5 separate regions of the Mus musculus genome follow, and all the other regions are linked to region 5. Evidence: chromatin loops called from intact Hi-C (ENCODE). Cell type or tissue: heart. All regions are shown on one strand. Region 1 has its middle 11 kb from the start of Brdt. Region 2 overlaps Hfm1 (HFM1, ATP-dependent DNA helicase homolog). Region 3 overlaps Tgfbr3 (transforming growth factor, beta receptor III). Region 4 overlaps Tgfbr3 (transforming growth factor, beta receptor III). Region 5 has its middle 27 kb from the start of Cdc7.

The links. A loop is a pair of places that touch in the nucleus more often than their neighbours do. Peaks named below come from ENCODE experiments on the same cell type or tissue, not always from the same donor. Only the 100,000 strongest peaks of a DNase experiment are listed, where the experiment ranks them.
Region 1: a loop joins it to region 5, with 7 times the contacts of the local background. A loop is called at or near these places in 25 of 42 quality-filtered maps.
Region 2: a loop joins it to region 5, with 7 times the contacts of the local background. A loop is called at or near these places in 8 of 42 quality-filtered maps.
Region 3: it touches region 5 in a loop (2.4-fold over the local background); 5 of 42 quality-filtered maps call a loop at or near these places.
Region 4: a loop joins it to region 5, with 2.8 times the contacts of the local background. A loop is called at or near these places in 2 of 42 quality-filtered maps.

What each region holds. Positions count from the first base shown.
Region 1 is chr5:107,317,926-107,322,925 of GRCm38, forward strand. No RefSeq gene overlaps it. Among named protein-coding and RNA genes, the nearest start is that of Brdt, 11 kb to the right of the region's middle. In heart, a CTCF peak has its summit at 3,006 (motif pointing left); no DNase peak of the experiment used is centred here; H3K27me3 peaks cover 609 bases.
Region 2 is chr5:106,858,208-106,863,207 of GRCm38, forward strand. The region is part of intron 31 of Hfm1 (HFM1, ATP-dependent DNA helicase homolog); the gene reads right to left. Among named protein-coding and RNA genes, the nearest start is that of Gm33327, 58 kb to the left of the region's middle. In heart, a CTCF peak has its summit at 2,372 (motif pointing right); no DNase peak of the experiment used is centred here.
Region 3 is chr5:107,145,905-107,150,904 of GRCm38, forward strand. Tgfbr3 (transforming growth factor, beta receptor III) reads right to left here. Exons shown (of 17, transcript NM_011578.4): 6 at 3,886-4,054; 7 at 2,122-2,269. Among named protein-coding and RNA genes, the nearest start is that of Gm42146, 54 kb to the left of the region's middle. In heart, no CTCF peak of the experiment used is centred here; DNase peaks (open chromatin) are centred at 407 and 2,387.
Region 4 is chr5:107,231,214-107,236,213 of GRCm38, forward strand. All of the region lies in intron 2 of Tgfbr3 (transforming growth factor, beta receptor III), which reads right to left. Among named protein-coding and RNA genes, the nearest start is that of Tgfbr3, 56 kb to the right of the region's middle. In heart, no CTCF peak of the experiment used is centred here; a DNase peak (open chromatin) is centred at 2,928; H3K27ac peaks cover 2,830 bases.
Region 5 is chr5:106,988,384-106,993,383 of GRCm38, forward strand. No RefSeq gene overlaps it. Among named protein-coding and RNA genes, the nearest start is that of Cdc7, 27 kb to the left of the region's middle. In heart, a CTCF peak has its summit at 2,467 (motif pointing right); DNase peaks (open chromatin) are centred at 998, 2,378, 3,078 and 3,378; H3K27ac peaks cover 666 bases.

The sequences.
Region 1 (5,000 bases), 330 kb after region 5:
CCACTGCTGTAGAGAAATACTACTTAACTGTCTTGCTCAACATGGCTTGCTCTGCCCGCTTTTCAACACAACCGGGGACTGCCGGCCCAGGGGTGACACCACCCACAGCGGATTGGACCCCAGGCCAGTCTGATGAAGGCACCTTCTCATTTGAGGTTAACTGTTCCCAGGTGACCCAAGCTTGTGTCAGGATGAGACGAAAACCATTCAGCACACCTGTAATCTTAGCAGAGCTGGATCAGAAGTTCAAGAAGATAATCAGCTACATAGTGAGTTTAAGGCTAAAAAAGAATTTAGTTGCTAGGTAAGGAGACAGAAACAGTATTTGGTGTTTAGAAAGTGCTCGGTGTATGCCAGGCCCTGGGTGTGACCTACAGCACCAAACAAGCAAACAGCAAGCCCCTAATAAGGAGCTTGGCAATCGCTTCATTTGCTTTCCTCTGCTGGAAAACAGGGGTTTGGGGATACAAGCAAAGCCTCTCAATGTAGATAGCAGGCAAGGATGATACGCAACCCCCCCAGACAATAACAATCACCTTGCAAGCAGAAATTTCCATTTCTCTGCCTCTGCCATAATCATCATCTTGTTGGTCTCCTGGCAGCGTGTGATCACACTTGCTTCGTTCATATTTGAGGCTCAGAGAGGTTTAGCCTGCTGCTCAGCTAGGGCCACACCCAAGGCTTCAGCCTCTGAAGCTCAGACTCGCTTCCCCAGTCCTGTGGGGCTCCACACCAGCAGTTGGTTGAATCAAATTTCTTTTTTAAGTGTAATTTTAAAAATTAATTTCAAGACTTTCACACATGCATACTCTGCATTTTATTGTATTTGCCTAACTCCCCCAGACCAAACTCCCATTTTCCCAGCCCCTCCCAACTTCACGTTTAGTCCCCCAAATCCTACTTGTATTGGCTGTACTCACAAGTGTGGGGCCGTCCACTGTATGCCTCCATGGTACTCAACCTGTAAGAGGCCACAACCTGTAAGACAACCGACTCTTCCTCCTGAGAGCTGACTGTCAGAAGCTCCTCAGCCTGAGCAGGGGCTCCCGCTCTCCTAGAGTTTTGACCAGTTCGATCTTAGCAGGTCTCGCTCAGGCAGCCACACCGCTGTTAGCTCATGGGTGGTCAGGTCTGTCCAGAAGACCCTGTTCACTCTGGTCCTCCTGACACCTGGCTCTTCCCGTCCTTCTTCCCCATCTTCCATGATGACCCTGAAGCCTTTGAGAGTGGGTGTGATACAGATGACCCATTTGTGGCTGGACGCACCATGGACACTTCTCTGCAAGTTGAACAGTTGTGAATTTCTCGGTTAAGCCTCATCCACTGCACAAAGAAATTTCGCTGATGGGGTCTGAAAGCTGCAGGCAGATGTGAATTTAGAGGGTATTTTGATATTAAAGTTATTAGCAAAACTTTAAAAGTTAAAGTCATTTAGCAAAATAGTAGTAGGTTCACCCCTGGGGCTGTGACGACTCAACCATGGTTTCTTTGACCAGATTTACAGTGATAGGCATGTTTTCCCTCCTGTCGATTGGACCTTAAATCCAACCAGAGAACACCTAGCTGGTTATCCCCATAACATGCATGCCACTGCTGTGTCCATGGGCATATCTTGCCATCTGTTCATTTATTGTAGGCTCACAATCTTTCCCCAGCCACATAAATAGTACCCTCCAGTACTAAGATAGCCAGCAGGGAGGAAACTTCACGGTCAGTACCAGCTTAATTTCTTCAAGTCCTGTGACCAAACTGCGATGTTTTCAGCAATAGGGTCTTACTATGGAGTTCTAGTGGGCAACCAAGATCAATGACAATAACCTATATTGTATTGGTGATCTCCAGAGCACCCTTGACCAACAACTTCAGGGGAAAGTATTCTATTCCTGACAGTGAACAGCTGTACTAAATAGCCCCTAGTTGGTCATCTGTGATAAATTCAGACAACCTTGACAGCAATATTTGATGAATTTTAGATGTAGGTGACTTTTCTGCTAGCCCATTTCAGATCCTTCCAAGGTAAGCTGAGCACGTGTGGTTATATGAATGTGAATTGCATTCTATACCTTTCTACAGAAAATACACCCAACAGCACTCACCCACTAAAGATGAAGAAACTTCCAAGTATATCAAGCCACTCCTAAGCACATCTACTGACACAGTGCAGAAGCCTTGAAACTTAAACTGCTTTTCCCCCTAACATGTCTAGAAGTTGGAAGATAGTAAAAAAGATGCATGGCAGGATCCATCTTGAATTAAACGGTTAGAAAACATATGGGGTGTGGTAGCTTACTCCTGTCACGCAAAGACTTCAGAGCCTAAGGCAAGAGGACTCTGAGTTACAGACCAACCTGAGCTATAGAATGAAAGCCTGACCTTAAAAAAAAAATCATTATTCCCCAGTGAGTCATATCTTAAAGCTAAAATTAACCAGCGCAAGTCCATAGCGCATGTCAGATACTGGGGAGGGACAGGGGAGGGCAGCAGCAGGGACATAAGTCTACTTCTAGTGTTGCTGTTAGCTCTAGAGTGAATTAAAAATAAAAGTAACTGTCTTCCCTGCATGTAGTACACCTTGAGACATTGTTTATTAAAGTACTTATCTTGCTACAACGTATTCTTCAAATATGAAACTTCAACCAACCATGGGACTCATGGCTCTAGGTGGATATGTAGCAGAGGATGGCCTAATTGGTCATCGATGGGAGGAGAGGCCCTTGGTCCTGTGAAGGTTCTATGCCCCAGTATTGGGGGATATCAGGGCCAGGAAGCAGGAGTGGATGGGTTGGTGAGCAGGGGGAGGGGAGAGGAAATAGGGGGTTTTGTGAGGGGAAACCAGGAAAGGGGATACCATCTGAAAAGTAAATAAGAAGATATCTAATTAAAACAAACAAACAAACAAACAAACAAAACCAAATAATGAAACTTTTATTAATGTTCCCAAAAAGGTGAGCACGGAAGGCTCCCTGAAAGGAATGTGGGCATGTTCTGCCACCTAGTGGTTACATGAAAGCATATACTAAGAAATGAAAGAAGGGAAACTGTTAATATGTTTGGGAATTTCAAACCAATCTCTCAATGTATTCAGTTGTCATTAGTATTAACAGGACACTGGACTTTTGTATTTTTAATTCATGAGGGATAAGAGAAAAAGGAACATAATTATATATTTTTTCTATTTTATTGAATATTTTCTTTATTTACATTTCAAATGTTATCCCCTTTCCCAGTCCCTCGACCCCATTCCACAGAACCTCCTATCCCATCTCCCCTCCCCCTGCTTCTATGAAGGGGTTCCCCCAACCACTCACCCACTCCCACCTCCCCGCCCTGGCATTCCCGTACACTGGGGTTTTAAGCTTCACAAGACCAAGGGCCTCTCCTCCCATTCATTCTCGACAAGGCCATCATCTGCTACATATACGGCTGGAGCTATGAGTCCCTCCATATGTACTCTTTGGTTGGTGGTTTAGTCCCTGGGAGCTCTGGGGGATGTGGTTGGTTGGTATTGTTGTTCTTCCTATGGGGTTGCAAACCCCTTTAGCTCCTTCAGTCCTTTCTCTAGCTCCTCCATTGGGGACCCTGTGCTCAGTTCAATGGATGGCTGCCAGCATCCTCCTCTGTATTTGTCAGGCTCTGGCAGAGCCTCTCAGGAGGCAACTATATCAGGCTCTTCTCAGCAAGCATTTCTTGGCATCCACAATAGTGTCTGCATTTGATGACTGTTTATGGGACAGATCCCCCAGGTGGGGCAGTCTCTGGAAGGCCTTTCCTTCAGTCTCTGCTCCATACTTTGTCTCCATATTTCTTCCTGTGTGTTTTTTGTTACCCCTGCTAAGAAGGACCAAAGCATCCATACTTTGGTCTTCCTTCTTCTTGAGCTTCATGTGGTCTGTGAATTAACTTTTGGTTTAATATCCGCTTAACAGTGAGTGCATACCATGTGTGTTCTTTTGTGATTGGGTTACCTCACTCAGAATGATATTTTCTAGTTCCATCCATTTGCCTAAGCATTTCATGAAGTCATTGGTTTTTTTTTTTTTTTTTTTTTTTTACAGCTGAGTAGTACTACATTGTGTAAATGTACCACATTTTCTGTATCCATTCCTCTGTTGAAGGACATCTGGGTTCTCTCCAGCTTCTGGCTATTATAAATAAGGCTGCTATGAACATAGAGGAGAATGTGTTTTTGTTATATATAGGGGCATCTTCTGGGTATATGCCCTGGAGTGGTATATCTGGGTCCTTAGGTGGTACTATGTCCAATTTTCTAAGGAAACACCAGACTGATTTCCAGAATGGTTGTACCAGCTTATAATCCCACCAACAATGGAGGAGTGTTCCTCTATCTCCAGATCCTCACCAGCATCTGTTGTCACCATTTTTGATCTTAGCCATTCTGACTGGTGTGAGGTGGAATTTCATGGTCACTTTAATTTGCATTTCTATGATGCCTGAGGATGCTGAACATTTCTTTAGGTGCTTCTGGGCCATTCAAAGAAAACTTCCCTAACCTAAAGAAAGAGATGCCCATAAACATATAAGAGGCCTACAGAACTCCAAATAGATTGGACCAGAAAAGAAATTCCTCCCATCAAATAATAATCAAAACACCAAATGCACAAAACAAACAAAGAATAGTAAAAGCAGTAAGGGAAAAAGGTCAAGTAACATACAAAGGCAGGCCTATCAGAATTACACCAGACTTCTCACCAGAGACTATGAAAGCTAGAAGACCTTGGGCAGATTTCATACAGACCCTAGTAGAACACAGATGTATCCCAGACTACTATACCCAGCAAATACTCTCAATTACCATAGATGGAGAAACCAAGATATTCCATGACAGAACCAAATTTACACAATTATCTTTCCATAAATCCAGCCCTACAAAGGATAAAAGATGGAAAACGCCAACACAAGGAGGGAAGTTACACCCCAGAAAAAGCAAGAAAGTAATCTTCTTTCAACAAACCCGAAAGAAGATAACCACACAAACATAA
Region 2 (5,000 bases), 130 kb before region 5:
TAAGTATATAAAATTAATATCTGATCATCTGTGGGTTTTCTGTATTATTATTATTAATTATTATTATAGTACTAGGGATTGAGCACAGGTTCTGTGCATGCTAAATTAGCACTCTACCACTGAGCTGTACCCCAGCCTGCTTTTCCTATCTTTTGTTTTGAAAAAGCATCTAAGTTGCCTTGAACACCTGAGCCTCCTGCCTCAGTTCTCTAACTAGAACTGCTACCAGGCCTGCCACATTTACTATGTTTTAAATATATTTCTCTTGGTTTTAGTTCTGACTAGTAACATTGAGGAGGGGAGGATATGTTAATTGTCCTTAGAGGATAAAAGGGTCTGGACACAGGAAGGGGACAAGGAGAAAATATTCCATATAGAGGTGACCATGGGACACAAGACTGTGGGCACAGTCTTTGCTGTAACACAAATGTTAAATGACCTGGAATACTGCCGAGTATTGAAGACATTTATAACCTTCCTTGGCCTTTGTTTTTAGTGTCCTTGTTCAATCTTTTCAAGTCATGGCACAGTTAGACACTTAAAATCTATCTGAGGCAGTCTGGAGAAACTGATGAGGTGTCTCACTACAAAGGCAGGCGTCTCATCTCTTTGAGGACTGAAATGGTTGGTATGGTAGGTACTCTATGGTTTGGATATAAAATGTACCCCCAAGGCTCAGGTATTGGTCCCTGACTGGTGACCGGTGCATGCAGGCTGTTGCTGTCCTCTCTGGACCAATTCATCCAGGGTTTTATAACCCAGCACCATCAAGAATGGCGCTAGGACATGGGGTCTAGCTCCTCAAGCTTGGGCAGGGATTGCTTTGGAAGACTTATCTCGTCCCTGGCTCCTATGTGTTTCTTTCTGCTCCTAGATGTCATCGATAAGCAGCTCTGCCCAACCACACCTTGACCCCAATGCTCACGACCTCACAGGTCCAGAACCACTGCAGCAGCTAGCATGAGCGAGCTAAAACTGCTGAGCTGAAATAAATCCTTCCTCAGTTAAATTGTTTCAGGTGTTACAGTGACAAAATCTGTGTAGCAGTGTGTTGGCCACTTGTCTTGATGCTGTGACAAAACATCTGACAACTGGAGACAGACAGCTCAGCGGTTAAGAGCATGAACTGCCTTTCAGAGAACCCAAGCTCACAGAAGCCAGAGTGATTCACAACTGCCTGTAATTCTCACTCCAAGGAGATTCAACCCCTCTGTCCTCTGTGGGCACCTGCATTCAGGTTCACATACCCACACAGAGCACATACACTTCCTGAAACCAGAAGTGTGTTTCCTATGTGATTGTAAATCCAGTCAAATTCACAGCGAAGATTAACTGTCACATACAAGTGCTGAGAGTATTAGTAATAATAATAAATCCCTGGCACCTGAAAGCAAATAGTTATACTACAGTGTTCTCAACTGAACAAGACTTGGAAAATACAAACAACACTCAGATAAAGCCATTTTGTGACTACAGTAAAAGACAGAAAAAATTTCTGTGTAATTATTTCTGAAACTAGAGATAAGAAAAAAATCTCAAAATCTAGAAAAATAATGGAACATCCCCATCTTCTGGCTAATACAGATGTCTACTATACTGTAAAAAAAAACCTCTTTCCAAAATAAAGTGTTAATGCCAGGTGTGTGTGTGTGTGTGTGTGTGTGTGTGTGTGTGTGTGTGTATGTGTGTGATTGTGTATGTGAGTGTATGTGTGTGTGAGTGTGTGTGTGAGAGTGTGTGTGTGTGTGTGTGTGTGTGGCCAAGAACAACTTGTTGGAGCTGGTTCTCTCCTACCACATGGATCCAGGGATCACTTAGATTGGACTTTGTCTCCAGTGTGTGCATCTAATCACAGACTTGCCTTCTCTGTGACTATTCTTGTTCTTTTCATCTATGGCCTATTATTACACTTATAGCAGCAAATTGATGCTTAATTTCTAGGAGGCTGCTATTATGTTTATATCCTGGAACTGTCCCATTGGTCTTCTATCCACTTGTGTTTGCTTTGAGGTTTTCCACATTCCACATTTTCCTCAACTATCTGGTCACCCTCAGTTGTCTTCTACTGTGTATGTAAGAAACCTAACTTGTAGCAGATGCAGAGTACATGCTCAAACTACAGGCTTAACATATAGAAAATTGGAAGTGTCTAATCTCTGTGGTCAACTTCCAGAGCCTTTTCTCTCAAGCATTCTTCCTCTGGAGTTATGGTAGCTGTGCTGATTCTACCTGAAAGGGTCCATTTTACTCACTTAGAGAAAACCTACTATTTAGGAGATGAGATGACTAGGAGGAAATGCCTTGTATATTGTTCTTTTGTCATAAAGCTTCTTCATAAAGACTTTTGAGAGCTGTGGTTTGAAAAGCGGCCACAAGATGGTGCACCAGGACAGTGTATGCAACTGTGCTCCCCTTAGCAGAAATTAACTGGGGTCTAGAAACTTGACAGGAACTCTGGGGACTCCTCAGTATTTCATGGCAGGATTCGAAGGTCTCATCAGGAATGAGGAGTGTATGCTCTCTGTATTGATGAAATATTGTTTAGCTATTTTATTTATTTATTTATTTATTTATTTATTTATTTATTTATTTTTTGGTTTTTTTCGAGACAGGGTTTCTCTGTATAGCTCTGGCTGTCCTGGAACTCACTTTGTAGACCAGGTTGGCCTCAAACTCAGAAATCCGCCTGCCTCTGCCTCTCAAGTGCCGGGATTAAAGGCATGTGCCACCAGGCCTGGCTGTTTAGCTATCTCTTAAGTGCTGTTGATGGGTGGTGTAATTCATTCTGAAGCTCCTAGGCTGTGTTTTAGTTTGAATAGCCTCTGTAGACGTGACAGTGAGGTAGTTTGTGAGTCTCCTACTATTATTACTGTGTCAGGACCCATGTGACCTTTAATGCTATTACTCTTTATTTCAGAAACTGTGAGCCCCACGACTGAGTACATGTTGAGGTACACTGTGTGAAGGTGTGTCTCTGTGGTCTCAATTGTTAATTCTGTTCCAGCAGAGAGCTAAATGCTGGCAGAATCTTGGTCTTGTTATTTTTATGGCCCATCACCTGGCTCATATTCTGTAAATACTTGTTCTTCCTCACCTGCCTAAGGCAGTCTAGAATTATATCTGACTAGCTGTAATAAAAAGCTGATGGCCAATAGCTGGGCAGGCAGTGGAGGATGGATCTTCCAGGCAGAGAAAATAGAGGTGGGTGTGATGGTTTGTATATGTTCTGCCCAAGAAATGGCACTGTTAGAAGGTTTGGCCCTGAGAGGAGAGGTGTCCACCCCGCCTGGGAGGGCTTTGCCAGAGCACCTGGGGGAGCCATCTTGGTTCCCAGATCCCTCAGAGACTAGTCTGCGCAGGTGAGAGTGTGGACTACAGAAGCTACACAGCTTCTGTGACAGACGGAAGCGACACAGCTTCTGGGACAGGCCCTGTTTTGGGCCTTTATCTTCTGTCAGGAGGCAGGTCCAAACACCAGATATCTGTGGCACCTTCCCTGCAAGAGGAGAGCTTGGCTGCAGAGAGCACTCTCACCACTGAAACTCAGGACAGAGCTAGTCTCCCAGGTCTGCTGATAGAGGCTAACAGAATCACGGGAGGAACAAGCTCCAACCAGAGACAACTATAACAACTAACTCCAGAGACTACCAGATGGCAAAAGGCAAACATAAGAATCTTACTAACAGAAACCAAGACCACTCACCATCATCAGAACCCAGCATTCCCACCTTAGCCAGTCCTGGATTCCCCAACACACCCAAAAAGCTAGACCCGTATATAAAAGAATATCTCATGATGATGGTAGAGGACATCAAGAAGGACTTTATTTTTGTTTTTGTTTTGTTTTGTTTGTTTTTGTTTGTTTGTTTTTGTTTGTTTTTTTTTTTTTTTTGTTTTTTCGAGACAGGGTTTCTCTGTATAGCCCTGGCTGTCCTGGAACTCACTATGTAGACCAGGCTGGCCTCGAACTCAGAAATCTGCCTGCCTCTGCCTCCCAAGTGCTGGGATTAAAGGCGTGTGCCACCATGCCCGGCTTTTTTTTGTTTTTGTTTTGTTTTGTTTTTGTTTTTGTTAAGAAGGACTTTAATGACTCACTTAAAGAAATACAGGAGAACACTGCTAAAAAGGTAGAAGTTCTTAATGAAAAACAAGAAAACACAACCAAACAGGTGATGGAATTGAACAAAACCATACAAGACCTAAAGAGGGAAGTAGACACAATAAAGAAAACCCAAAGTGAGACAACACTGAAGATAGAAACCCTAGGAAAGAAATCTGGAACCATAGATGTGAGCATCAGCAGCAGAATTCAAGAGATGGAAGAGAGAATCTCAGGTGCAGAAGATTCCTTAGAGAACATGGGCACAACAATCAAAGAAAATGCAAAATGCAAAAAGATCCTAACTCAAAACATCCAGGAAATCCAGGACACATGAGAAGGCCAAACCTACGGATAATAGGAGTAGACGAGAATAAAGATTTTCAACTCAAAGGGCCAGCAAATATCTTCAACAAAATTATAGAAGAAAACTTCACAAACCTAAAGAAAGAGATGCCCATGAACATACAAGAAGCCTACAGAACTCCAAATAGACTGGACCAGAAAAGAAATTCCTCCCGACACATAATAATCAGAACAACAAATGCACTAAATAAAGATAGAATATTAAAAGCAGTAAGGGAAAAAGGTCAAGTAACATATAAAGGCAGGCCTATCAGAATTACACCAGACTTTTCACCAGAGACTAAGAAGATCCTGGACAGATGTTATACAGACACTAAGAGAACACAAATGTCATCCCAGGCTACTATACCCAACCAAACTTTCAATTACCATAGATAGAGAATCCAAAGTATTCCATGACAAAACCAAATTCACACATTATCTTTCCACGAATCCAGCCCTTCAAAGGATAATAACAGAAAAAAAAAAAAAAAAAAAAACGAATACAAGGACGGAAACTACACCCTAGAAAAAGCAAGAAAGTAATCCTTCAACA
Region 3 (5,000 bases), 160 kb after region 5:
AAAGGGAAGACCATTTCTCTCTTCCTAAGCTGCAACCTAAACTTTTGTCTTAGCATGTACCTGTTCCTCATAGCACAGCTCACATCTGGGACAGGGAGTTAGAAGTCAAAGAGCCTGAAACTGACTGGGGAATAAAAGATCATCATGAAACATTACCTAATTGTTTAGCAATGTTGTCATGTATTGTCCAGGACTGGCCTGGAACAGGAGTGCAGCCAGAGAGAGGAATATAAACAGATCTTGTTTGGGATGATGGCCGATCTTATTCCTCGTCTTTCTTAGTCTCTCTGATTCCTCTGACAGACAGGGACATTCAAGCAAAGCCCAGGACCACTGTGGTCCAGGCACGTGCATGCAGGGACAGCAGAGCCGCCAGTCAGAGCTAAGTACATACAAACTCCAGCAGGGAGTTAAAGTGCACCGCATGTTTTCTGCCTTTCAAGGCATGATTCCCTTTCCTGTTTTTGTTATTCTGAAACTAAAAACAGTTGGCCGGCGTGCCAGGCAGCAAAGGCAGCAGACACTCCAGGTCGCCACCACCCCTTACGCCATGCCAAGGGAAGGCAATCAAAATATCTGTGACCTTGGAAAATCACGGCAAGGCTTTGCACTCAGTACCAGCCTCATGCATCACTACTACATTTGATGGATTATTTGGACTGTTTCAAAGTCGAAGTAAATTAATAATAATAATAATATAAAAATCCCTAGGAACAAGGAAAAAGCATTTTAAATTAAGATGTGCTCCTGGCTTTGTCTGCTCCTCTGGGAGCTCACCTAAGTGACTGGACTTGTAGGGAACTGTTGGTTTTGCTCACTGCTGATCACATGGAAGGTGCTGTGAGCAAAAGGACAGAGATCACATGGAAGGTGCAGTGGGCAGAGGAATGCTGAACCAACACAACTCGACTCTCCTAAATTCCAAACATCTACAATCCATTTTAGCTGTTAACAAAGATGGTCAATTAACACACATTAAAAATTTGACTCTTACAAAAGAGATGCCAAGGAGATCTCTCTCTCTCTCTCTCTCTCTCTCTCTCACACACACACACACACACACACACCACACTTTGCTCCAATATTATGCCAAATCGGGTTGTTTTTTCCCCCTAATTATATCTGAGATGAGCTTGGTTTTACCAAACTTTCATCAACTTTTCAACATGAACCTTTGCCTTAGCCTGTCAGCCTGCAAGGCCCCTCACAGAAGCTTTGGGAAGCTATGTTAGAGGTAAGCTGGTTACCATGAAAGGATCATGTGTAGTGCATATACATGTGTGTGAGCAGGGTGCACATATGTGTTTGTGGAGGTGGGAAGTCAACATCAGGTGTTTTCTTGAATCTTTATCTGCTTCTCTCACTGAACCAGGAGCTCACCAAGCCAGCTAGGCTGAATGGACAGCAACTGAGCTCACAGGGTTCTTTTGTCTTCCACACTCCAGCCCTGGGATTACAGCTTGCAGGATAAAGTCATTTACTGAGTGAGTACCAACCCCCATCCCATCCCATCCCATCCCATCCCATCCCATCCCATCCCATCCCATGCCACCCTCACTCCCCACCCCCTCCATATACACACAGAGCCCAGAGTTACTTTTCTGTCAGAGTATTACTCCTGGAAGTTGGATGCAAGCCAGATTCACCCAACATCACATATTTATCTCAACAGGGAAGTCTACAGCATGGGCTGGGGTCAGCTTGGTTTTCCTTCCTCCCTATGCACCTGGTTCCAGACTGTGACACTGACCCCCTAAAGAATATGCAGACATGAAAATGTTCATTGCTTCATGTTTACTAAGACTAGAAAGTACACTAACTCATGTCAGAACTTTCATAATGAGGTAACTGGAGTTCAGAGAGCTTTAAGAACTTGTCCAAGGCCATAATTTTTAAGTAATAGAGCCAAGACTCAAACCCAAGTCCACAATGTTCCCTAGGGCCATGTTTTAGCCATGACATTGACTGTCCAGCAGAAGAAACCAAGTATAGGCTGCAGAGTGAAAACTAACAGAGAGCTTAGAAAGTTCAAAGAGGCAGAACCTTTGCAAAAATAACACACACAACCACAGTTTAAGTTATTGCTGTTTAACAAGACCAAGAAATGAGCAACCAACTTACAATAACTTTCAAGTTTCCCTTGACGTCAAAAGACTTGATCACCCAGTTGACAGATTTTTTGCACTTCAAGATCAGGACGAGGTTTTTGACCACCTCAGGATCCTCTCGAGCAGGTCGTATGTCAATTATTATATCCACCTGGAAGGTGCTGTGTGTGAAAACCAAAGGCAAAGTCAAGACCGGAGCCAGAAGGCTGCCACTGCTCCAAGCCTCGTGTTTCCAGTGTCTGGCCAGTTGATTAAAATGCTGGCGTGGATCCCAGGCAAATGACATGTGCAAAACAGATTGCTGTTGCACGCTGAACAAAACGGGTTTACATAACAATAGGATCGCAGGCCTGATGCTAATTAGCTGTGTTTCTCCTCTAGAGAGGGGGAGGGAGGAAGGCTCCTCAATGCTTCCTCAGTTAAAGGGATTTGAACACCAAGGGAGTTTCCTTCTGAAGCAGAATTGTCTGTGTTCAAGGTTCTGTGCCTTCGCCCTTTGTTGTGGAACTTCTAAGTCCCTATATGCTGAAGCCCTTCAAAGCCTGATGTGGGTGGCTGAGGCTGGAGGAGGGAAGGGGTAGGAGGCATGCTAGCACATGCTCCAGGAAATGTCAGAATAAATAAAAGGCCAAAGGCCTCTTGACTTACGTAAGTTTTGATTACGGCATCAGTAACAGTTAAATAATCATATCTGCACTTACTTTCCCAAGCTTCTGTATATAAAGTTATTTAAATTAGTGGTCAAGCAAGCAATTGATACAAAATTGATGAGCACAATACAAACTTCTAAGAACTGAGCATGAGAGAAAATGGTTTTTACTAAATGAACGCTTTACTAAACGTTCCGAATTTGAGGGAAGGGTCTGTCGTGGTTTCAAGTGTGAGACACAATGATCAGAAAGCCTGGCTGAAGGTCTGCGCACTCTCCAGGTCCCTCCACAGAGTTCTGTACATGGCATGGAACAGATTCTCACCCAAACGATCTGTGGTCTATTCAATTTTGAAATGAAAACTCTATTACACGTCTCATTTCAAAAATCTCTCTACAGAAAAACTGGTAAAGTTTGAGTCACTGGCCCATATGAAATACAGGTCAGGGTAGAAAATTATTATTTTTCCCCTCCTTAAAAACAACAACAAAATCTAATTATTTTCATAGGGAGAATCAAACTTCCACAAGTGTCAGATTGTGATATCTATTTAATGGATCCTTGATTCATACCATGAAGATGCAGTACACACGCACATAGACATAGACACAGACACACACAGACACATAGACACACAGACACACAGACACACGGTGCATACGTACTCTGAGGATATTATACATATAACCGAATCAAAAGAGGCATATTAAAATGGTAACTGTGGTAGATAATAAGGCTACTCTGTAACTCTAATTACATCACTGTTTCAACAGTGATGATGTCCGTCAAAGGAGATAGCAAAGGAGAACCATTATCTTAAAAATTAAACCCAGAAGTTAAGAAGGGGCTTCAAGAACTCTCTGGCATATATATCTTTACAACCAGGTGATAATGCAAACCACGTCACCATGCTGAGTGCCGTCCTCCTCTTCTGTGATCCACGCCTGCCTGAAGCATGGCTGCTTCCCTCTCTCCAAATAAAGTGAGCTGCTCCCCGCTCTCACCCTCATATCAGGGGAGAACAGATCTTTACTTTCATCTCTTCTCAGGTTATAACACACACATACGCACACACACATGTACATACATGCAGACATGGGTGCACTTGAGTGCACAGGCGTGCTCACCTGTAAGGATTGGAGTTGGGGGAGATTAACTCAATGATATGCACTTCCTTCTCGTGGGGCTGACTGGCCAGGACACAACCTTCGGCGGCTTTGGGTTGAAGGTACTCCGCAAGGTAATTGAGCGAGAGAAAATTTTTCCCTATGTTACACGTGGGAGGGAACACTTGATCTGAAAGTAAAGACAGGGCACTGGGGTCAAATCGGGGAGTTTATGGGACCAGGAGGGAAGGAAAGAGGTGGTAGTGTGACCGAGGCTAAGTCTGAACCAGAAGCCACGAGCCCAAAGGGTCCTCATCTGTGGCCTCGGCTACTGCTCAGCCATGCCTTCTACCTTGGCTACCAGGGGCCTTCTGCTGGCCAGTGCTAGTGGCTTCTTCTTTGCCTACACCCACTCCTTTCTTGCCCCTGTTCATCTCCTCTGACCCCTGCTGTGTCCTACTCTTTTTCACTAGAGTGGTCCTCTGTCTTTGATCCAGGACAGAACCACCTCTTAGGACTCTGTCCCTCAGAATCTGATTCAGGGGATCATGTGGGACACGGACATCTTTCCTTTCTGAGGCTCTGTAGTTAATGTCAGCCAAGCCCAAGACTCCCAGCCCTGAGCTGGGGAGTGTAGATCCGTTGGTAACATGTTTGCCTAGCGTGCAATATGCCCTGGGGTCCATATTCAGTATCGTGTAAAAGGTTCTGCAGCGTACACCTGTAATCTCAGCACTCAGGAGGTGGAAGCGAGGAAAATTAGAAATTTACAAGCATCCTTAGCTACATAGCAAGTCTGAGGGCAGCCTGGACTACAGACCTTATCTCAAAAAACAAAACAGCAACAAAGATATACAGCTATGAGAAAAAAAAATGACATCATGGCATATACAGGGAAATGTATGCAGCTGGAAACCTATGTTAGGCTAAATAATCAAGACTCAGAATCTCAATCCTCCCTTTGTCTATTTTCTATAGATAACCTCACTCACTCCTGTGCGCCTAGACCACAGCTCCTCCCCTGGGCTGCAGACTTAAGACTGTCATCTGTCTACCAGAAGGTCCCGACCTAGCCAGTATTTTCATGAGCACTGGCAACATTGAATCCATTTTTAATCCTATAGGCTTCTCCTTGG
Region 4 (5,000 bases), 240 kb after region 5:
CATTATCACTAACCAGTGAACCCGCAGGCTTTACAGGTTGGAATTCTGAGCACATAGCTGTGGATTAGAACCCTTCTGAGTCTACTAAAACTTGTAGATTAAAACATCAGATCACATTTTCCCCATTCCTGGTTAGGATCGAGGCACACAAACCCTAATTCTAAATGTGGGTGTCCTGCATTCCAGAATAAACAGCAGCCCCTGAAGAAAGCAACAGAAGGGCAAGAAGAGAAATAACAAAGAGAGGCAGACTGGACACTTAGTAATTAAACAGAAGAGAAAACAGGCTGTGTCCAAGTTCAGCTCCAGGCCGAGTTCCTATCAGAAGACTACCGGAGGCCAAAGACTACATCTGGATAATGCTTTAAATCTGAGGCCAGTCTTTGAAAAAACACTTGACAAAGATTATCAAAACACACATCTATCTTTCTTTCTTCTCTTTCTTTCCTTCCTTCTTTCTTTCTCTTCTTCCTTTCTTCCTTCCTCCTTTTCCTTCTTTCCTTCCTTCCTTCCTTCCTTCCTTCCTTCCTTCCTTCCTTCCTTCTTTCTTTCTTTCTTTCTTTCTTTCTTTCTTTCTTTCTTTCTTTCTTTCTTTCTTTCTTATTTTCCCTACACATAACCAGTCCTGCAAACTTCTTCCTCTGTTTGTGTGTGTGTGTGTGTGTGTGTGTGTGTGTGTGCATGCACTGGACATGCATATATGTGTATCATGCATGCATAATGTATGTGTAGTCACACATGTGGGGCACACATGTGCACATGCACATATGAATGTGGAGTCCCAAGATTGACACGGAAGTCTTCCTTGATTGTTCACGGTGTTCATTGAGACAGGGTCTTTCGGTTGGGTTGCGCCCAGAGCTCTACAGCTAACCTTCTAGCCAGCTTGCCCCAGGGATCTGCTCCTGCCTCTGAGTGATGGAACAGTCCTTCTGTGGGTTCCGGGGATCACCTCTCTAGCTCTCGCCTGCAGACTCTTATCATCCTGCCCTCTCACCTGCACTGGGCATGAAGTTGGGCTGAACACACATTGCATAGTGTATTCTTTTATACCTAGACTTGTTAACATTCTTCCTGTGTAGTTAAGAAAACACACAGACAACCAAGGTGGCTGGCACACAGCTATAAGGTCAGAATCCTTTGTCCTGGATTAAATGATCATCTTCTATCTATCTATCTATCTATCTATCTATCTATCTATCTATTTATCTATCTCCCTATTATTTTTCCTTTTTGGTTGTACTGAGTATTGTACCCAGGGCCTTGTGAATGCGAGGGAAACACTCTACCACTGAGCTATCGTCCCAGCCCTAGCAGATGTTCATCTCATCACTCAGCCCACCTGAGTATTTTATGGAACCTCTTTCACCTTATGTTCTGAAAATCATTACAGAATGTGGTTCCCATTTACTGGGCTCAGATGAAACTCTTCACCGGCACAGTAAACATCAACAGTGACATGAAGTATTTAAGACCATCAGTATCCATATTCTTCATGTAAGTATGATATAAAATACTTACCCCTCCCCCAAATCAAACTGAGAGCTTGACTCTAAAATGATCATTTTTAATTGTTCTCACATAATGGATATTCTTAGTAAAACAAATGTCTTAATGTTACCACGTGTGATTTATCTAGCGCCTCAGCATCTCCTGTTTCTAAAACAGCTAGAAATATAACAGATGCTAACTGTGGTTCAGCGTCACAAGAGACTCTGGTCTAGCTAAGGATTCTCACACTCGCCACGCAGCCTCTAGTTAGCACATTGGCTTTGCAGTAAGAGCAGTCCTTTGAATTCTGCCTTGCGCTTTGGTCGCTGTCTCAGCTGAGGTGAGGTTGGAGGGAAGACACCATGACAGTCATCTCCAGCCACCTAACAGTCTGACGGTACTTTTATAAGGGCTTATTCATTTATTCATATTTTGCCCATGTTGGGGATCAAACTTGGGGGATGTGTGTGTGTGTGAATGTATGCATATATGTGTGCATGAGAAGAGAGACCAGGGGTCAAACCTGGATATTATTCCTCAGGAGCCATTCATCTTGTTTGGGGTTTTGTTGTTATTGGTTTGGTTTGCTTTGTTTCGTTTTTTGAGACAGAATGTCTCTTTGGGACCATGGGCTCACCATCGGGCTAGGCTGTCAGGCCAGTGAGCCCCAGGAATCTACCTGTGTCTGTCTCCCCAGCATGGGGACAGGGAACAAGCATGCACATCATGCCTGACTTTCCACATGGATTCTGGAAACGGAACTTGAGGACTTGTGCTTACGCAACAGCACCTGATGGATTAAAATATCTCCCCAACTGGGACCTTGCACACACGCTAGGCAAAGACTGGCATAAGCTGCATCCTCAGCTAACAACATTTTTACAACCAAGGAATACTGCTCAAAAGTCATGTGATCCATCTTCTGAGATCTGCACTTGACAAACTTTAGAGAATTACAGGCATTAATCCACAGTGACAAATGAGATTCGATGTCCTCTTCCTACCAAGGTCAGCTACAAAGAACACTCTAACCTTGGCAAAGTCAGACAAACAGGAACTCTGGGGTGGGAAGGGGAGGGGTGAGAGAGAGACAGAGAGACAGAGACAGAAAGACAGAGACACGGAGAAACAGAAAGACAGAGATAGAGAGGCAGACAGAGAGACAGAGACAGAGAGACAGAGATGGAGAGACACAGACACACAGAGAGAAACAGAGATGGAGAGACAGACACAGAGAGAGGGGCTGCAAATACTGCTTTTCTTAAGTACCCCTTTAATTTTCAGGCCGGAAAGTTCAGGAATGTCTGTTTGACCTCAGCCACCTTCCTCCTGCTGCCTCTAACGGCTCACTCTATGCAATCCCTGTGGAGACAAGCCTCCAACAGCTCTGGCCTTGCCAGGATAAATTTTGGCTCATGTCCTCCAGCAAGGCCACGAGTCCTCTGAAGGTCAAAATAAATGCGGATTATTTCCAACACGAAAGGAAGTATGTTTTCTGGAACGAGGGCCCCAGCTCAGCCATGAGGATGGTACTGATAACCAGGGGGATGTGTGCTGCCGTGAGCTTAGATCTCTCGGGCCTTTGCAGTAAATACACACTCACCAGTGGCTGCAATGAGCTTGTCGCTAATGATTTAAACTTTAAACTGTGGCATGTAAACTCGTATTCCAGCACTGTCACAGGGAAGGCTTGCTTGACACACTAGTCAAGTTTTTCTCTTTTTGTATTTGAATGAATGTGTTTCCACAAATCCTTGTTGTAGCAAATGACTTCCTTGTGCTGGGAATCCAAAAAGGGAAGATAAGAATCGTAGCAGAGAAAGAGTTTTTCAATGTCTACCTTTCATGAAGGGCTAAAATTCCTTTTATTTCCAAACGCTGAGGCATACAGCTGCCAGCCATCTGCAGGCCTGGATTACAAGCATGATACTCTCTCTCTCTCTCTCTCTCTCTCTCTCTCTCTCTCTCTCTCTCTCTGGTGCAGGAAAACAAAAGGAAATCTCAACTGTAGTTTAAGAAAATGAGTACCAGAGAAATGAAAGGCTGGCCTCAAACTTGCAGCAATCCTCCTGCCTCTTCCTCTCCATCTGCCAGGATGCCCAGTTCCTCCTTTTTCACACGTGTGTAAGTGTGCATGCACACGTATGGATGTGGATGTGAACGTGGAGGTGAGGTCAGCTGTCTTCCCTTGTGACTCTTGCTTTATATGTTGAGGCAAGGCCTTTGTCTCGAACCCAGGGCTTTCTGATTCAACTAGTCCAGCTAGCCTCCTGCTCCAAGGGTCCTGCCTCAACCTCCCAAGCACTGGGCCACCACACCCACCGGGCATCTCCCGAGGTACTAGCGATCTGAACTCGGGTTCTCACATTTGCACAGCACGTACTTTCCCACAGAGCCTTATCCTCAGCCTCTCTCTCTTTTATCCTTCACTATTGCATGTGTGTGTACATGCATAGCTGGCAATCAGGGGACACTATGGCTCCAGTGCTCCCTTTACACCTTCATGTGGGATCTGGGGCCAAACTCGGGTACCAGGCTTGCACAGAGGTCGGTTGCTTTACCTGCTGAGCCATCTTTCCAGTCACTTTCAGTCCTTTTTGCTCTACACACGCCTCGTTGTTTTCTGGTTTCATTTTGTACACAGCATGGCTGGAAGTTAGTATTTCAGATTCCCCACAGACCTGCAGTCCACTTGTGGGTTCAAGCAAACACCAGGCCTTACCAAAGCAAAGCTTCTGTCCCTCCCCCTCCACCATACCCTATACCACCATAGAGGAAGGTCCTGGGTGGCCTTGGAGGTGTGAGGTGTAGTGCTAGGCACACAGTTAGCATTTGAAGTTTCAAATCACAGCAACCAGAGGCACAGAACCAGGGCAGACACACCCAGGCTGGTAGTTTATAGCATGGGATGGTTCTGGCTTCTATTCCCAGCATGCGTCACCTACAAGCTAGTTAAACTTAAAAAACCACCATTTTCAGTGGTAACTGGGAAAGAGTTCCCAGGAAACAGGACTAAGAAGACTCTAGCAGTTGTCCGCAGATCTCCTGTTTTTCAACAGTTTTCATTTCCTCTTCCAAACCTGTCTAAAAACTGCTCTTACCAAAGGAACCGATGGCTATTTCCTGTCCTTGATGGACAGTGCCAAAGACTGGTAAGGAGGAGACACAAAGGAGGACCCCCAGTTACCCTCTCCTTCCTATGCATCTGTGTATGTCTCTGGCCCTTAACAGATACTTACAGAATGATCAGAGATACAGGGAGACAGGATCTGTGGTAGAGAAGAGAGCAAAGCCTTAACTCCCAGGGGCACATTTTCAGCCAGTCCTATTTACAACAATAACAGCGTGTGTCATCAAAAAGCTGAAAATCACCCTGTTTGGGTAAAGGTGCTGCCACTCCCTGATCACTGAATGAATGTATCTATTCAGTCTCTCTGACCCACATTCAGAAGGCAAGGTAGCTATGACCAGTGCAGGCTTCTCTCCGACTGACTTGTTATTAACATGCC
Region 5 (5,000 bases):
AAGCTTGACAAATAACATGAAAGAATGTGCACTTGTTAATTAATTTGCTTTCTTGGTAGTGATACCAGACTGGAAACTTACTTTAAAAATTATTTTTTGTTTTTTTTTAGATAATAATAAAACTTCATCATTTCTCCCTTCCTTTCCCTCTCTACAAGACCTCCTGTAAACAGCTCCTTGCTCTCCTTCAAATTCACGGCCTTCTAAAACTTAATTGTTTGATACATAAATATAACCTGCTTAGTCGATCAGAAACCTCTCTTAACTAGAGTGTCTGCTTTGTTTTTTGTTTAGGTTTGTTTTTGAAACAGAGTCTTGTGTAGCCCAGGTTGGCCTTTAGTTTTCTGTGTAACCAAGGATACTCTTGATCTCCCACCTCCTCTTTCCAAGGGCTGGGATTACTGGCTGTGCCACCATGCCCAGAGTGCTTGTTTTATAAGGATATATCTATACTTTGTGTACATTCCCTCTAACTTTTCTAAAGACTAGCATGTGATTTAGACAAGAAACTAGAAGGACAGAAAAATGAAGTAGCTCCTACATATTTTCCCAATGGTCTCCCCCCCCACTCCCCGCCCCACCCCCAACTCATAAAAATGTGACGAGTCAAGGCAGGATTCCAGTCTGATGCTTCAATTCAGAATAAGACTTGGGACTTTGTAGTTGGAATGTCTTCCCTGGAATGTCTGTGTGACAGTGACTTCCTCGGAGACCTGTAGTGAAGTACAAGTCTCCTGAAGGAAGAGACCACACATTCATTTCTTTACATTTCTTACCACTAGAGAGACACAAGTAGTCAGCCGAGGCCTTAGAGCCGCCTGGGAACTTGACCCGATGGAGGGATTTCCAAGACCCACCAGGACAATCCCAGTCTAAAGATAGCCTCTTTAATTCTTAGACATCTGAAGGGTTATACTGCTTTCCCGTGGTGGACTGTCTGTCCTAAGGCTTCCCAGCTCCCCCGAGGTCCCATCCATCTCAGGACTAATTTCTCTCCTCTCCAAGCTGCTGGTACTCTGTTCCCAGAACATTGACCTCGGCGGAGGAGAAACAGCTGGTGGGAACTTTATCCACAGTAACCCTTCACAGCCTTGTGTGAAAGACCAGCGGGCAAAAGTTTCATAACTCTAGCACAGTCTCATTTTTAACTCTTGCTCTTGTGTCAAATGTCACAACAATAAAAAATGCCAGTGTGTATAAAATACCATGGAAAAGCAAAAATGTCCACACTTGATATATACATGTAGGACCCTTCTTCTGGAGTCTTTTTTTTTTTTTTTTTTTTTTTAAAGATAGCTTCAATTCTAAACGTATCACGTCAGTCCCCAAAGCTTGTTTGTTCTGAGAAGTCTAACATCTCTGAGTCCAAATTGCATTTATAAAATCGAGTCCATCAACTGGGAGTAATATAAGTTGTTAGAAGTGCGTTCCAACTTGTTAATTTTGAAAGTATGTTCTCCTCGGAACATGGGCGTCTGAGGCCATCTGTGCTGGGGACTGATGGTCGTGTATCTCTGAGTGTCTGAGCATTGAGTGGGACCTCGGATATTCACACTTAAAAGTATAAACAGCACAACTGGGAAATGTTTTAGTGCCTCCTTGCTTACCCTTTATCGACTGAAAAAGAAACTTTGATTGGAGGAGTGTGAAGTGAAGGAGCGAGCCAAGACTGAAAGGAATCTCAGCTGCAAAGCGCTTTTATGTGCCTGCAGTCTGGAGGGGTAAAAGTGGCCCCGAAACACAGCATCAGAACAACTATGCAGCGGGCTCTCTATCGTCCCCTCGCCATTCTCCATGTCCTCTTTCAGACATGGTTGAATTTCTTGAGAACATTCTTGCATATTTTTCCTTAACTTTTGTTAAGTACATCTGAGTGGCTGATGAGGGGTGGGGGTGGGGGCTCAGCAGGGAAGAACAATTAGTGCTCTTGCGGAGGACCCAAGTTCAGTTCTCAGCACCTCCATGGTACCTCCATGGGCACCTGAACTCACACACACATGCCCTCACACATAGATAAAAATAAAATAAAATAAATCGGTAACAATGATTACAAAAGAATAAAGCACATCAGGGTATTTATAGTCGGACTTTTCATTTTCTTTTTTTAGATTTTTAAATTTTACACATATGAATATTTTGCCTGCATGCATGTACACCACAGAAGGTGTCAGCTCACCTGGAATGGGAATTAAGTATGGTTTGAGCTACGGCGTGCGTGCCGAGAACCAAACCCAGGACCTCTGCAAGAGCAAGTGCTCTGGACTTCCGGTCCACTCTCCAGCACCCTTGTTTGTTTAAGTTTACACAGGAGCTCGTGTAACGGAAACTGGCCTTGAACTAGTGATCCTCCGCCTCCCTGGTGCAGAGGTTGTGGGTGCGGGGCCGCCACAGCCAGCTGTATCAGACTTAACTCAGGGTAGCAGAATCTGGATGCTGTGACCCTGGAGCTGCACGGTGACATTGCCTCTGTCCACCAGATGGCAGGAATTCCTTTGGCATGTTCTGTGAGGCAGCTGCCCGGGACACTTGGATGGATCTATCAGTAAGACTTTGAAGACATAAACACAAAACATCGACTCTCACAGAAAACTAAGTGTTCAGGCAAACAGAGCTGGTGGTGGTTTAACCATTCTCTACCCCGGGCTTTTCACCTGTGTTCCTTCCCCGGGCTCCCCTGTACCGTATTACCAGTCCCTCCTGTCTATCATCTACAACAAGGCTTTATCTGTCTAATGTACGTGCCTCTGGGTCTCTAGTGCTCAGCACATAGCATGCCTGCAGTGAGGTATATTTTTGTGTTTTGTTCTTTGAGGTCAATGACAGTTGACTTCTAGAAATGAAGCTCTGTGTATCTTTTTAAGTCTTTGGGCATGAGCAGAAATGCTGAGCGCCTCCCTGCCCCCACCTTCATAGCTGGAAGGAGGAAAGCCGCTCCTGAAGCTTGGGGGCTCATTTCCTCCCTCCAATGCACCCCCCTTCTGTCTATTAGTGGTCAGAGGCATATCTGCCAGCACTGTATTTCCATGCTAAGCTCCAGCGAGGATGTTCAAAGCACCCCCAGGGTCTGTCCTCTCTGCCATTTGCCTCCTTCTAATTTCCTTCTCCAGCCTCCCCTTTCTATGTACCTTCACCCAGACCGCCTTCCCAGTCACTGTGTAGTCAGGGACAAAACCACTTTGTTTCTCTGCCTCCACATCAGATCCTAACCTGTCTTTTGCCCTGGACAGATCGTGAGATACACCTTGGTGCACTCCATAAAGAGGAATTGTTTTGATAATCCAAACAAAGCTAAGAATGTTTAAATTCCTCCCACTCTCTCCTCACCGCAGTGTGAGATGAATCCAACTGTGTTGTAAGAGTGTGGCCGCAGGCCTGCACTCTTGAGTTACGAAATGTTGCAGCAAACTCTCCTTGTATAGCAATGTTATCAGCCAAGAACTCTAGCCTTAGCCCCACCATTGAGAAATCTGGAGAACTTTCTCTTTGTGCACAGGGACTTTCAGAAGTTTCTGCCTAATCGACATCTGTAGCATTCATAAGCATATGTGATGATATAAGGACACTGTGGGGACTTCTCTCCCCAGAGACTATTTGTACTTTTGTTGCAAGTAGGGGCTTAGCAATACTGCATGAGCCCTCAAACCTGATGCTCCGTTTCACATTTAAGGGATGGCAGATGTTAGAACTGGCAGCTGGGAAGAATGCAGTGGGTGGAAATGAGAACACCGTGTCCCTTCCTGTGTGTGTGTGTGTGTGTGTGTGTGTGTGTGTGTGTGTATACATACATACATACATACATATATACATACATTTCCCAGCATATGATGAAATTGGAGTAAGGAGAAAAACATGGCCTTTAGCTTTTTAGTTTTCGCTGGATATTAACTTTAGAGAATTTCATTTTCCCCATTCTTACTTTTTGCACATACATGTGTACCTGTGTAAGGAGAAGTCGGGACAATCTTGGGCTTTTGGTGACATTCCCTCTCCCTCTTTGAGGTAGGGTCTGTCATTGGCTTGGAACTGAGTATGTGGGCTAGGATGACTGGCAAGGAATCTGCTTATCTCTGCTCCCAGTGCTGGGAATACAAGGCATTCACTCCATCCATTCATCCATCCATCCATCCATCCATCTGTCCATCCATCCATCCGTCTGTCCGTTTGTCCATCCATCCACCCATCCATCTATCATCTATCTATCTTCTATCATCTATCATCTAATCTATCAATCATCTATCATCTATCAATCTATCTTCTATCATCTATCTATCATTTATCAATCATCTATGTATCTATCATCTATCATCTATAATAATCATCTATCTATCTATCTATCATCTATCTATCATCTATGCATCATATATCTATAATCTCTCTCTCACCTATCTCTATCTATCTATTGGTGCTATTACCAGGCACTCAGTACATTCATTTATTTATTTATCCATTTATTATTTTTGAGACAGTGTCTCACTGTGGCGCGTTGGCTGATCTAGAACACTCTCTGTAGACCAGATTGGTCTTGAACACAGAGGTCCACCTGCCTCTGCCTTCCAAGTGCTGGAAGTACTGGTATGCACCACCACACCTGGCAAATTGAAATAAATGTATTTATTGATTTGAGGGCAGGGGGAGCAGGGTTTTACTATGTGACTATTTGTTGGTGTTATACTTGCTTTGCTTGGAGCTGTTTTCTCCTACCTTTCCACTATCCTTTTCTTTTCAGGACCTTAAAACTTTGATATGTTACAGAAGAGGTGGGCACGTGAAAAGATGGGTAGGAACGAAGGAATGGGTGCAAAACTGGCAAGGTTGAGCTGCAGCAGGCTCAATGGCCTAGAATTTCACTAAAGCCCTGGAGTGATTAGAGGAAGTGCCTCAATTGTGAGAGCCCTGTCCCAGTGCTGTTAGGCATGGGCTCTGCACGGGTTGCTTTGAAAGGTGTGCATCAGGACTTAGTGGTTCCTAAGAGGGTCATGGAGGTATTAAAATACAATGAA